4 separate regions of the Homo sapiens genome follow, and all the other regions are linked to region 1. Evidence: chromatin contacts called from ENCODE Hi-C or POLR2A ChIA-PET data. All regions are on one chromosome and are shown on one strand. The core of a region is the stretch at or near the end of the contact, and the rest is flanking DNA. Distances in the headings are between cores, read along the strand shown.

The links. A loop is a pair of places that touch in the nucleus more often than their neighbours do. ChIA-PET counts read pairs that join two places held with the same protein, here RNA polymerase II (POLR2A). Pooled maps may share reads with other maps.
Region 2: a loop to region 1 is called in a pooled map, with 5 times the contacts of the local background. The contact joins the enhancer-like site here to the promoter of LINC00327 in region 1. A Hi-C loop is called at or near these places in 4 of 37 single-sample maps with no recorded cell type and 4 of 50 pooled maps.
Region 3: a loop to region 1 is called in a map of aorta, with 2.3 times the contacts of the local background. The contact joins the enhancer-like site here to the promoter of LINC00327 in region 1. A Hi-C loop is called at or near these places in 1 of 168 maps with a recorded cell type or tissue (aorta), 4 of 37 single-sample maps with no recorded cell type and 6 of 50 pooled maps. POLR2A ChIA-PET finds 5 or more read pairs at or near these places in 2 of 52 experiments (BJ and GM12878).
Region 4: a pooled map shows a loop between it and region 1 (5-fold over the local background). The contact joins the enhancer-like site here to the promoter of LINC00327 in region 1. A Hi-C loop is called at or near these places in 4 of 37 single-sample maps with no recorded cell type and 11 of 50 pooled maps.

Annotation. Positions count from the first base shown.
Region 1 is chr13:23,468,234-23,470,792 of GRCh38, reverse strand. LINC00327 (long intergenic non-protein coding RNA 327) reads right to left here and starts at 1,281. Exons shown (of 3, transcript NR_038995.1): 1 at 602-1,281; 2 at 103-279.
Region 2 is chr13:23,810,342-23,812,900 of GRCh38, reverse strand. All of the region lies in intron 14 of MIPEP (mitochondrial intermediate peptidase), which reads left to right. Among named protein-coding and RNA genes, the nearest start is that of PCOTH, 77 kb to the left of the region's middle. RefSeq lists an enhancer at 308-833. Within about 2 kb of position 1,265, at least 3 of the 41 ENCODE cell types and tissues checked have a DNase peak (open chromatin) inside an H3K27ac peak, as active enhancers do.
Region 3 is chr13:23,793,506-23,796,064 of GRCh38, reverse strand. The region is part of intron 16 of MIPEP (mitochondrial intermediate peptidase); the gene reads left to right. Among named protein-coding and RNA genes, the nearest start is that of PCOTH, 94 kb to the left of the region's middle. Within about 2 kb of position 1,309, at least 5 of the 41 ENCODE cell types and tissues checked have a DNase peak (open chromatin) inside an H3K27ac peak, as active enhancers do; they include GM12878, where a contact is called at or near this core.
Region 4 is chr13:23,752,424-23,754,982 of GRCh38, reverse strand. All of the region lies in intron 18 of MIPEP (mitochondrial intermediate peptidase), which reads left to right. Among named protein-coding and RNA genes, the nearest start is that of PCOTH, 140 kb to the left of the region's middle. RefSeq lists an enhancer at 1,835-1,944. Within about 2 kb of position 1,267, at least 5 of the 41 ENCODE cell types and tissues checked have a DNase peak (open chromatin) inside an H3K27ac peak, as active enhancers do.

The sequences.
Region 1 (2,559 bases), core at 32-2,531:
TTCTATTTGAAATATGTGAAATACACAAAGTAAAATATAATTTCTGATAGGGGCTGATATCAGGAACTGTAGGAGATCTGTCCATTGAACCCAAGGTCTTACCTATTAAATCTCTACTGTTGCCAGTCTGCGCTCCTGGATTTTCAAGGGGCTCCGTGGAATTGGGAGGCTGATGAAGCTGGTGACCACCCTCCGTAAGCATGCTGTGTTGGTGATTCCAGTGCTTACTCCTTTCCTCAAATGTGGTCATAAGAAGTCAGGAAAGTCAATATGCTTTCACTAGGAAAAAAGGAGGAAAGCCTGCTTTAGTTGGTTGTTACATTTTTGATGAGGCGAAAATTCAAACAAAACTGTAACCACAAGGACCATTAATTGTTCTTTCCTGCTAATAACCATAGTTAGCCAATTGGATTGTGAGTGTGTGGCATGCTTGTATTGTGTATGTGAGTAGGGAATGCACGTGCGTTAAAGTTCACATGTGCTTAAGAGCTTAGACACACCCGCAATTTGCAAGACAGCTTCATGTCCTGATGTGGCCAAAGCTGTGTAAGAAGCCTGAGCTGTAATTACTCCGCACAAATTTACATCCTGGGGTACTCACATCATCCTGTGGTCTGTATGCTCTGTGGCTACACACCTGGCTGAGAACAGAATTAATGATGAGAAACGTGCCTGCTTCTCTGCATAAAAGATGATGTCTGAGTAGAAGGTCGCCAAGGGAGGATTAAGAGCAAGAATGCGAGAATGTGCTCAGGAATCCGTGCGTGAGATGATGAGCTTGTGAGCTGATGTTGATTCTGTGCAGTTCCCAGTGTCTTATTCACAGGCAAGATTTTCTTGCTCATCGTTCAGCCTTCAATGTTTTAAGCAAAGATTTTTAAAAAGATCTAACAGGAAACGAGGAGCTGCAGTGAAGCTTGGGCAGTCAGTTCGAATCTGAATAAATATTTGTCAGATTGGAGAAGCGCTGAAAGCATTAAGATACTTGGAGATTTCTCTTTTTCTTTGGCAAGAAGCATGACTGAGACAGGTAAGGGCTAGGAATTCTTCCGGATCACTCCCTCCAACAATGGTCTTTCCTTTGAATTTGCACTTTGGAGTCTGACACAGATTAGTGCTTCCTAGTCCTCTAACTGTAACACATGCCTCAGTTTCCCTTCTCCGATAAGATTGCAATATCTTTGGGTGCAGGAAAAAAAATAGTTGATCCTTTTCTTTGTAGCCCAGCAAGTTCCAGGCACATTAGAAACTGATTAGAAACTGGTACACAAGTGTTACTTGCTTAATTTATTATAAATGCTTTAAAAATGAGGCAATGACTATCATTGAAAAATAAAACCAAACTGTGAAGAACTTCTCTCTTCCTGTTAGTGGAGACTTTCCACAGAATTTTTTTTTTTTTTTGGGAGGCAGTGGACATGTTGAGTTTTCAATTGAATATTTTGCTGCAAACAACTTAGGAGGAGAGGAAAAAAGAAAACGCAAAGCCAAACAAAGCTGGTATTTTTCAAGTGCTCATTAATTTCAAAACCACGGTGTCTTTCATTGATTTTTTACCATTAAAAAGGACAGCAATGCCCATCTGCTCAAAATTCCATCCAGAAATGAAATTATGAATTAAAGCTGTGTTACACATGCACAATTGAGACATCCTCTGTTTGGGCCTGCCAGATGACACACTGAAACAGCCTGGGGTCTGCACTTGGGGTGCTGCCAAGGAAGCAGATACACGGCTGATGAAAATCATCCATCATTTCAAATCAGAGGTGCCATATTCCTGCAGACTCCTGTTATGAACAATCTCATTTGATCTTACATTGGAACAAGCTGTCTTCAACACTCAGGCCTGGCCCCAGGCACAACGAGGCAGATGGAATAGGAATCTCTCATTCCATGCCTGCATTTGCCGGAATTCTAGGATTTTGTCAGAAGTTTTCTTGTGTGAACCTAGCCTGACAGGATTAACTTCACTGAGTTGTGCTTCAATATCAGTTCTTACCTCCTTCAATTTGTGCCAAAACTCTCATGGAGGACAGTGTTCATCATTTTTTCACTTAAAACCATATATATGAGTCATTATATAGAGCGATTCTTTTTAGATTCAGTTTCCGGGAAAAAAATTAAAAAGTCACATGATCTTTCTGTCTGCTAATGATATTATGCACGTTGCTCTTGTCTCTATTTTTGCCTTGGCCTCCAGGAAGCTCACAGCCACGTTTTACACTCAAATACAGAAATAATATTACCATATGCTAGTATTACCGTATTTGTGATACTCTTTTCTGTTGATCCTTAGTTTCCATTTCCATTCTTCTTTTATTAAGCCTAACACGTTTTTTGTTGTAAGCTATATCAAAATCATTTTGGAGAAAGGCCAGGCTTATATAAATGATAAAGCATAACCATCTTTTATTTCCCAGCCAAGTGGTTTGTGTTTTAGAGTATATACTTTTAGAAGAAACAGATTGTTTCTTTAAACAGATGAAAATCAAATATCTTCCTTCTTCATGAAGTTAACCACGGTTAGATCATCCACATTGATACAGATGCCTGATAAAA
Region 2 (2,559 bases), core at 16-2,515, 340 kb before region 1:
GTACTTATTCTCTACTTATGTGTTTCTTTACAAGTGAATGTTTTTTGTATTACAATGTATAGTAGACATTGAATAGATAATTGGGTACTTAACTTTTTATTTTGAAATAGTTATAAATTCACAGAAAGTTGCAAAAACAAAAATGCAGAGAGGTCCTATGTCCCCTTCACCCAGTTTTCTCCAGTGGTAGCATTTTTTGTTTTTTTCTAAATACGTATTTTCTTTTTTTAGAGGCAGTGTCTGGTTTGCTGGTAGGGAAGAAAGCCTAATGGCAGTGAGCGAGGGACGGGGAGAGTGAGGCACGACCAACTGCCCATCCCGTCATGGTCTGGAACTCAAGTTTCCAGAGTTTCTCTGGGGTCCCTTTGGCCAACAGGGGGTCTGTTCAGTCAGTTAGGGGCTCAGAATTTTTTTTTTATTTCTCAGGGTGGAGATGGGACCCAGCGTGGCTCAGCTTCCCGGCTTCTCCAATGGGGACCTCCTTTCCTGTCCTCTGCTGGCTTCCACCTTCTGCCAACAGCCCTGTTCTTTCCTGCCCTTTGCATGTGCTGTTTCTTCTGCCTGAAATGCTTCTTTCCCCTTCCCATCCATCCTTCTCTTGTCTAGTTAACACCTATTCATTTGGCAAATCTCACTCCTACATCCATCAAGCCTTTCAGGGTCACAGCTCACATACCGTCCCCTACGGGCCTTTTCTTCCCTGCACGCGTTACAGTTAGTAACTGTGGAATTGGTGCTTACGTGGAGAATGCTAGCTGAGAAGTTTTGGGGGCAGACACCTGCTGTTGCCCACTGTTTGTGCCCCTTGTGCCTAATGCAGTGCTTGCTTACATGGTCTTCATATGTGTTAGTTAAATGAGAAAATATTGTCACAGCTCAATGGGTTCTTCTTGCCCACTGCCCAGAAAAGCTAATGCACCGAGAACAGCAAATGTTGCAACAAACAGTTTAATCATAGCAGGGCCAGCTAAGTGGAAAACAGAAGGCGTTTCTCAAATCCACCTCCCTGAGAACTTGGAGGCTAGAGTTTTTAAAGATACTTTGTCAGGCAGGGGCCTGGGGAACTGAAACAGTTGATAAGCTGTGGATGAAATCACAGGAGTGTCTAAACTGCACAGCTGAGTCTGTTTCTGGTTGGGAGGTGGGTCTCAGGACCGGGTAGCATCTCTTGGTTTGTTGAAATGCTAAATCTGAAAAATATCTCAAAGACCAGTTCTTTAGGTTCCACAATAATCATGTTATTTACAGGAGTAGCTGGGGAAGTTACAAGTCTTATAGCCTCTGGCTATGTGACTCTGGTAGTGAGCAACTTATAGAAAAGCAAGCTTAGCAGTGGCAGGTGATTGTTTAAGTGTATCTATTGTTTAGCAAAGTCCAGGCCCCTACCATAATTCAAATCCAGCCTCAGGAATGTGGCTTCAGTCCCCAAACAAGCAGGAAGGTCAGGTTTTCTAGCCTCAAAGTTTAACTATAAACCAAATTTTTCTTATAGTTATCTTGGCCTCTGCACTAGAATAAGCTAAAGACAATGTAGCCTGAGAGGTTAGAAGCAGGATGGAGTCAGTCATGTTAGATTTCTCTTCTTATTACTTACAATTCTGCAAAGGTGGTTTCAGTGTCATTCTTCCACATATACTTTTTTTGTAAAAATTATTAAAACTTGGTGAAGCATGAAAAATCTTTTAAATGTAGCATGAATCCTGTCAACAATATAAAATATGATATAAAGTAAGGTTTAAAGAAACGTGAACATTTTGACACAATCTGTTGGCAGATATGACTTAAATAAATCTTGACTGTTAAAAATCCTGTTTGAGGAAGTATTTCTTTCATACAAGATGAGCGCCCCTGGTGTCAGAAAGCCCCAGGCCTGTGACCTGTACCAGAATTCACACTATGTAGCTTTCTCCCATCTGTGTCTTAGCTCTTTAAAAATATTGTCTTTTCTGCCTAGTTTACTTCTCTTGCTGCCAAATGGAAAGAGAAAAGGCTGTAGGTTTGTCATCTGAGCAGTCAGCAGATTCTATGTCTTTCACTTAAGAAGCCGTTTCCTAGCAGTTCTTCTATTAGTTCATTCCTTCACAAATCTTTCCTGAGTGTCTGCCGAGTAGACTCCTACAAAGCAGTGGCTAGTTTCCGCTTCCAGCAGACAGCCCACGTTCTCATTCACAGGTGGTTAATTTATACGACCATACCACTGAGTAACTTGCCATTGGTCTTTATATAATGTGTTTCTCTTTAGAGGGGCTTTTAGCTTAATTAGGTTGTAAATCGGTATCTTTCTTTAATAAACATCAGTATTAATGATTTTAAAGTAGAGTAAGATTGAGGAAAGTTCTTGTTCAACTACATTATTAATTTATTTCTAAGAGGATCTGTATGTTATAGGGTTAGGCCTAATTCATCTCAAAAAGAAAGCCTTAAATCACATAGGGACATTAAACTAAGTGTCCAAGCTCTACAGTTCTTTCAGATTCGAAAAGAAAATAATCTGCAATACATTATTATGACTATTTGTTAGGATGTCAGTTTAGCTTTAACACTGGCGGACACTGTGAA
Region 3 (2,559 bases), core at 60-2,559, 330 kb before region 1:
ATATATATAATATATGAAGATAGGTGACATTTAAACACTCAAGCATATTAACAATTGTGTGTGTATATGTATGACAGGGTCTTGCTCCATCACTTAGGCTGGAGTGCATTGGCATGATTATGGCTCATTGCAGCCTTAACCTCAAGGCTCAACTGACCCTCCTGTCTCGGTTTCCCAGGTAGCTAGGACTACAGGCGCTCATCACCACACCCCACTCCCAGCTTTTTTTTTTTTTTTGGTAGAGATGAGGTTTCACTATGTTTCACAGGCTAGTCTTAAACTCCTGGCCTCAAGTGGTCCTCCTACCTCAGCTTCTCAAATGTTTTTGTGTTTTTAATTTTAACTGTATATCTTAAAGCTGTTCATGGGTGACTTTACAACTTTATTTCAGTTGTTAATATAAAAGTGTAGCACCACGTATTGACCTCATGTAGCATCAAGTATATAATGATTTTACCTTAAAAGCGTTAATTTTAGAATAGTTGATAAGACATGAAGATAAGAAAATAATTATCCATTAAGTGATTTCTGTCATCTAGATTAAAATGTCAATCAGATTGTTCCCATTAGTTATTTTTAAACTAAGACAGGTAAGTAACCGTGATCATATGGGGAGTCCTTATACAGAAATCTTAGGGTTGCTTTGGACCTTGGCTATTTTTATCCCACACTTGTTCAGATGTTGGTTGAAAGAATGGCATAAGGGTCTGTTTTTAAATGTATAAACAAATATATTGTCTATTAAACAATAGGACTGGAGCCCCAGGCGGGTTAAATATTTACTGCTCTCTCTCCAGAGTATTCAATTTAAACTATTTGGTAAAAATGCTTATTCCTCCTATTCTTTTTTTTTTTCTTCGCCCTGGGGAAGAAGTTTCCTCCTATTCTTATGCCCCAGCTCTCCTGCAAATGGAAAGTCTCTTCCATGAGGTGAAGTTAGTGCCTGGGCTGAGCTAGCTTGGAATATTTGATGTTGCTAAGCAAACATCAGGTTAAAGAAAACAATATTTATTTTTGTTTTTATCTTAAATACGAAGAAAGACCATATGGTGCATATCTAGAAACACCTAAGTGGTTAATTGCATGTTAAATTTCTTTCCTCTTTGCCTGCATAAACAACTGAAAAAATATTTACTTTCTGTGTCATGCTAGGTTTATTTATGACTTTGTAACTAAAACACAGAAGTGTTATAAATTGAAACTTTAATCTCATGATTGACTCATTTTCTAAAAATTTATATGGTTTCAGTTTGTGGGACAGCTGCAACTCTAGATTTCAGTGATTTAAAACATGAGGAAATTATGACTACCCGGTTGTTTTTTTAATATGGTCCTTTGAGCCAAATCACCAACTTTCATTTTTGTCTTGGTTTTCATGAATAATGCTGCCCTTTTTTTCTTCTCGGCCTGCAATTTGACAAGCTAGATATAAGGAACTAAAAATCCAGGCTATTAGTAGAAGTTATTTCTTTACCAGGTAAACTTTTGTATCTTAAATGATGCACATGTGTCTTTTAGATTTAGGCTGTTTCTATTTCAGGAAGCGTTTTCTCTGGTAATTTTCTGAGGTAAGTCCCGTTTTTACTCACAAGGAATGAGAGCCGGACACAGGGACCATTGTGATGCCTCTTTACCTTTATGCCTTATCACCAACAGGGAGTTAAGGCAGCGTTAGCAATATGAGGAAGGCTCCAGTTGAGTGTTGTTAATTTTTAATTTTAATTTTATGTTGAGTAAGTAATACATATGCATGATTAAAAAATCACAGGGTGTCAAAAGCTTTACAATACAGTCTCCCTCCTCCTCAGGTCCCTTTCTCTGGAGGCAGCCTGGGGTACTATATCACACTGATTTGAAGATGAATTACCTCGGTTCAACATAAATTTAAAGACATAAAATCTGCAGTTCTCAGTCACTTCCTCCTCTTAATATTCTTCTTGCCTTTTCTCATGGATAGAGCAGCTCTAGACTGGACTCACAGTCTTCCCCTAATGAGCGTCCTAGGAAGTATCTGCTATACAACTCTCAAATCCACACAACATTAGTGAGGTCTTTTCTAAATACAGATTTGAGTGTGACGTCCCTTCCCTTAAAACCCTCAATGGCTTCCATTGATCTTAAGCTAAAGGCCAGAGTCCTTTGCCCACTTGCAAGTTCCTGCGTGGTCTGGTCACCCAAGCTTCCTCCAGCAGGACACAGCCTGCTTCCTTTGGCACTGGAGTCTTGGCACTTGTTTCTGCTGCCTGGAGTGCTCTCTTTCTGCTCCCTTTGCCTTCTGCTTGAACCATCATTTCTCCAGACCTGGCCAGCCTCTGTTACAGTCTCCCAGGGCTGGGGTCCTTCCCTTAAGATGGGTCATCTCAGTTTATAATGTATTGATGCCATTTGATTCATTTCTATCTTCCCAACTGGAGTGAACCTCAAAGAACAGCATGGCTCATTTCTGATTTGTTTATTGTTTTCCCAGGGCCCTGAACAGTTAGTAGTATGTACCCAATAAATATTTACTGAGAAATGTTTTTACATTTTTATTGAGATATAATGTACATAAAGTACACA
Region 4 (2,559 bases), core at 18-2,517, 280 kb before region 1:
GAAGAGCCAGGGATTGAACCAGGACCTCAGGCAGCAAGCAGACCAAGCTCTTCAGCTGCCTGTACTGTCAGACAGGACATCTAGTTCAGGGTCTGTTCCAGACCCAGGCAAAAGTGAAACAATAGGCACATCATAATAAGCTACTGATTGGGTACATTGTATACTTTTGGCTGGTGGTTGGTAGCGCCAGCCCACCCCGAGCTAAGGCGGAAATAAGCGGTGAGTTTCTGTGAGGTGTGTGTTCCTGGCAGCCGTGCTTGGCTCATCCTTTCCCAGGCCATGCTGCTACACCTCAACATTTGCTGATAGGAGATACCATCAAAAGAAAAAAATGTAAATCTTTTTCAGTGTTTATCTTTTGGCTGGTGTGCTTTTCTAGTCGGCTTCCCAGAATGTTGCAACTAACTCTCAAAAATTCTGTTCTTTATCCAAAACAATTTTGTGTTAAGAAACTTAATATTTTCTGCACTAAAATTCACATATGAGAGAAAAAGAAGTCCATCATTCAAACCAGAGATGATTAAGTATTCAGATTTTAGTTAACACAAACAATAGAACAATTCTACTTTTACATTTTAATATTTTTCTTAATGCTGTTCTGTCAGATCTCATTAATTCACATGATTTGTTTCATGTCAGAGATGAATGGGGGACATGCAAAGAGGGTTATGCCAGTTGTCACTTCATAGGGCTGGATTTGTAAGCTAAGACCCATAGTAGTGGCTTCTCATTTTCTTGGAGGCAGTCAGTCTGTACCCCAAAACAGCAGGTCTTAGGTGTTGGCTCACAGCCTTAACACTGGGGTATTACCAGGAGTGATGGGTGAAATTACTGAGATTTGTAATGTAAAAGCATACAGGATCTCGTTGGCAGTATTCTTCTATGAAAATGTAACTTTTTATAGGTACCTTATATATTTTTGTTTAACTGCTTCCTGGATAAATGTAAAGAATTATATTACATAGCAAAATGGAAAGAAATAGAACACCTGCCTTCAAACTATGTACCTCCCTAACCAAATCACAACTTTTTTTTACCTCCTTAGTTATAAGACTGTGTTTCTTAGGGTCAGAATACCTTTGTATTCATATTTGTGCTCTTTGAATGATACAAATTCAGAGAAGTCAAATAGGGAATGCTTTTGATCTTTGAATAATAAGTTCTACATAGGCAAACTTTTAGATTATTTGTCTTTTTCAGAATGAGTCATCCCTTGGGAACAGGGCTCTGCTCAGAGCTCTGAGTCCCTCGGCCATTTCTAGTCCTCACCAGCTAGAGGCCAACACCCTATTCAAGGAAGTCCCTGAGCACACAGGATTCCTCTACTTTCTTTTTTCCCTGATGTTTGCTTTACATTCATCAGTTAAAGGCCACTGCTAGGCAACCATGTATCTATGCTCTCTAACTCTTGGCTGCAAGGTATTTATTCAGAAGTTTTCCATTACTTAACTTTACATAGAGTGATCCTCACAGGAAAAAAGACAAGTTGCAGCAGCAGGGGCTTTCTTAAAAAGCCTAACACACCAAATACCATTTGAAGGCAACATAATAGTGGTTAAAACAGTATTTTCTTCCCCAGAGAAAGAAAGCAATCACATGGTGAAATAGAATTGGATTTGCAGTCAGTGACTCTGCTACTTACTGTCTATAAATTACTTAGGAAAGTCACTTAATTTCCTTGCGGGAGGTAAAATGTGATTTGACTTCAAAACACTTCTTTTTTTGTCTTATTATTATTATTATTTTTTTTTTTTTTTTTGAGATGGAGTCTCTACTGCCCAGGCTGGAGTGCAGTGGCACGATCTCCCCTCACTGCAACCTCCACCTCCTGGGTTTATGCACTTCTCCTGCCTCAGCCTCCTGAGTAGCTGGGACCACAGGCATGTGCCACCATGCCCAGCTAATTTTTGTATTTTTAGTAGAGACGGGATTTTGCCATGTTGGCCAGGCTGGTCTCGAACTCCTGACCTCAGGTGATCCACCCTCCTTGGTCTCCCAAAGTGCTGGGGTTACAGGCCTGAGCCACCTTGCCTGGCCCAAAGCACTTCTTTTTAATCTGCTTCTCCTTTTTTTAATCTCTGAAGGGGGTGGGGTGTGTGTACAGACGTGTGGCAGTAGCTTTGCAGATTGACAGTATGGCCTTGTCTATTTTTAAACACATTCATAGCTTACATAAATATATATATTATAGGCATGACATTCAGTCACTTAATCCTCCACTAAACACATGTGGCAATACCTGACTGAAACCAACTTTCTTAATTGCTGAGACATCTGGGGTGAGGTTTAACTCTCATTGTCAATGTTAAGGTTTTCTGCTGTTCATCTCATACCCCCACAATGGTTTTTGGCTTATGTTAAATCACATTTCTGAGTAATAAGATAACTTAAGGTTTTTGCTTAAAATAAACCATGATGATATGGCATTTCCATTCATTTTACCATTTTATAAAATATATACTAGAATATTTGTTAAGTATGCTATGGTGAGCATGATCTAAGGTTCAGTTTCCATTACAGCCACTTCAGAAAATGTGCAGTTTTCTAAAAAGACAGATA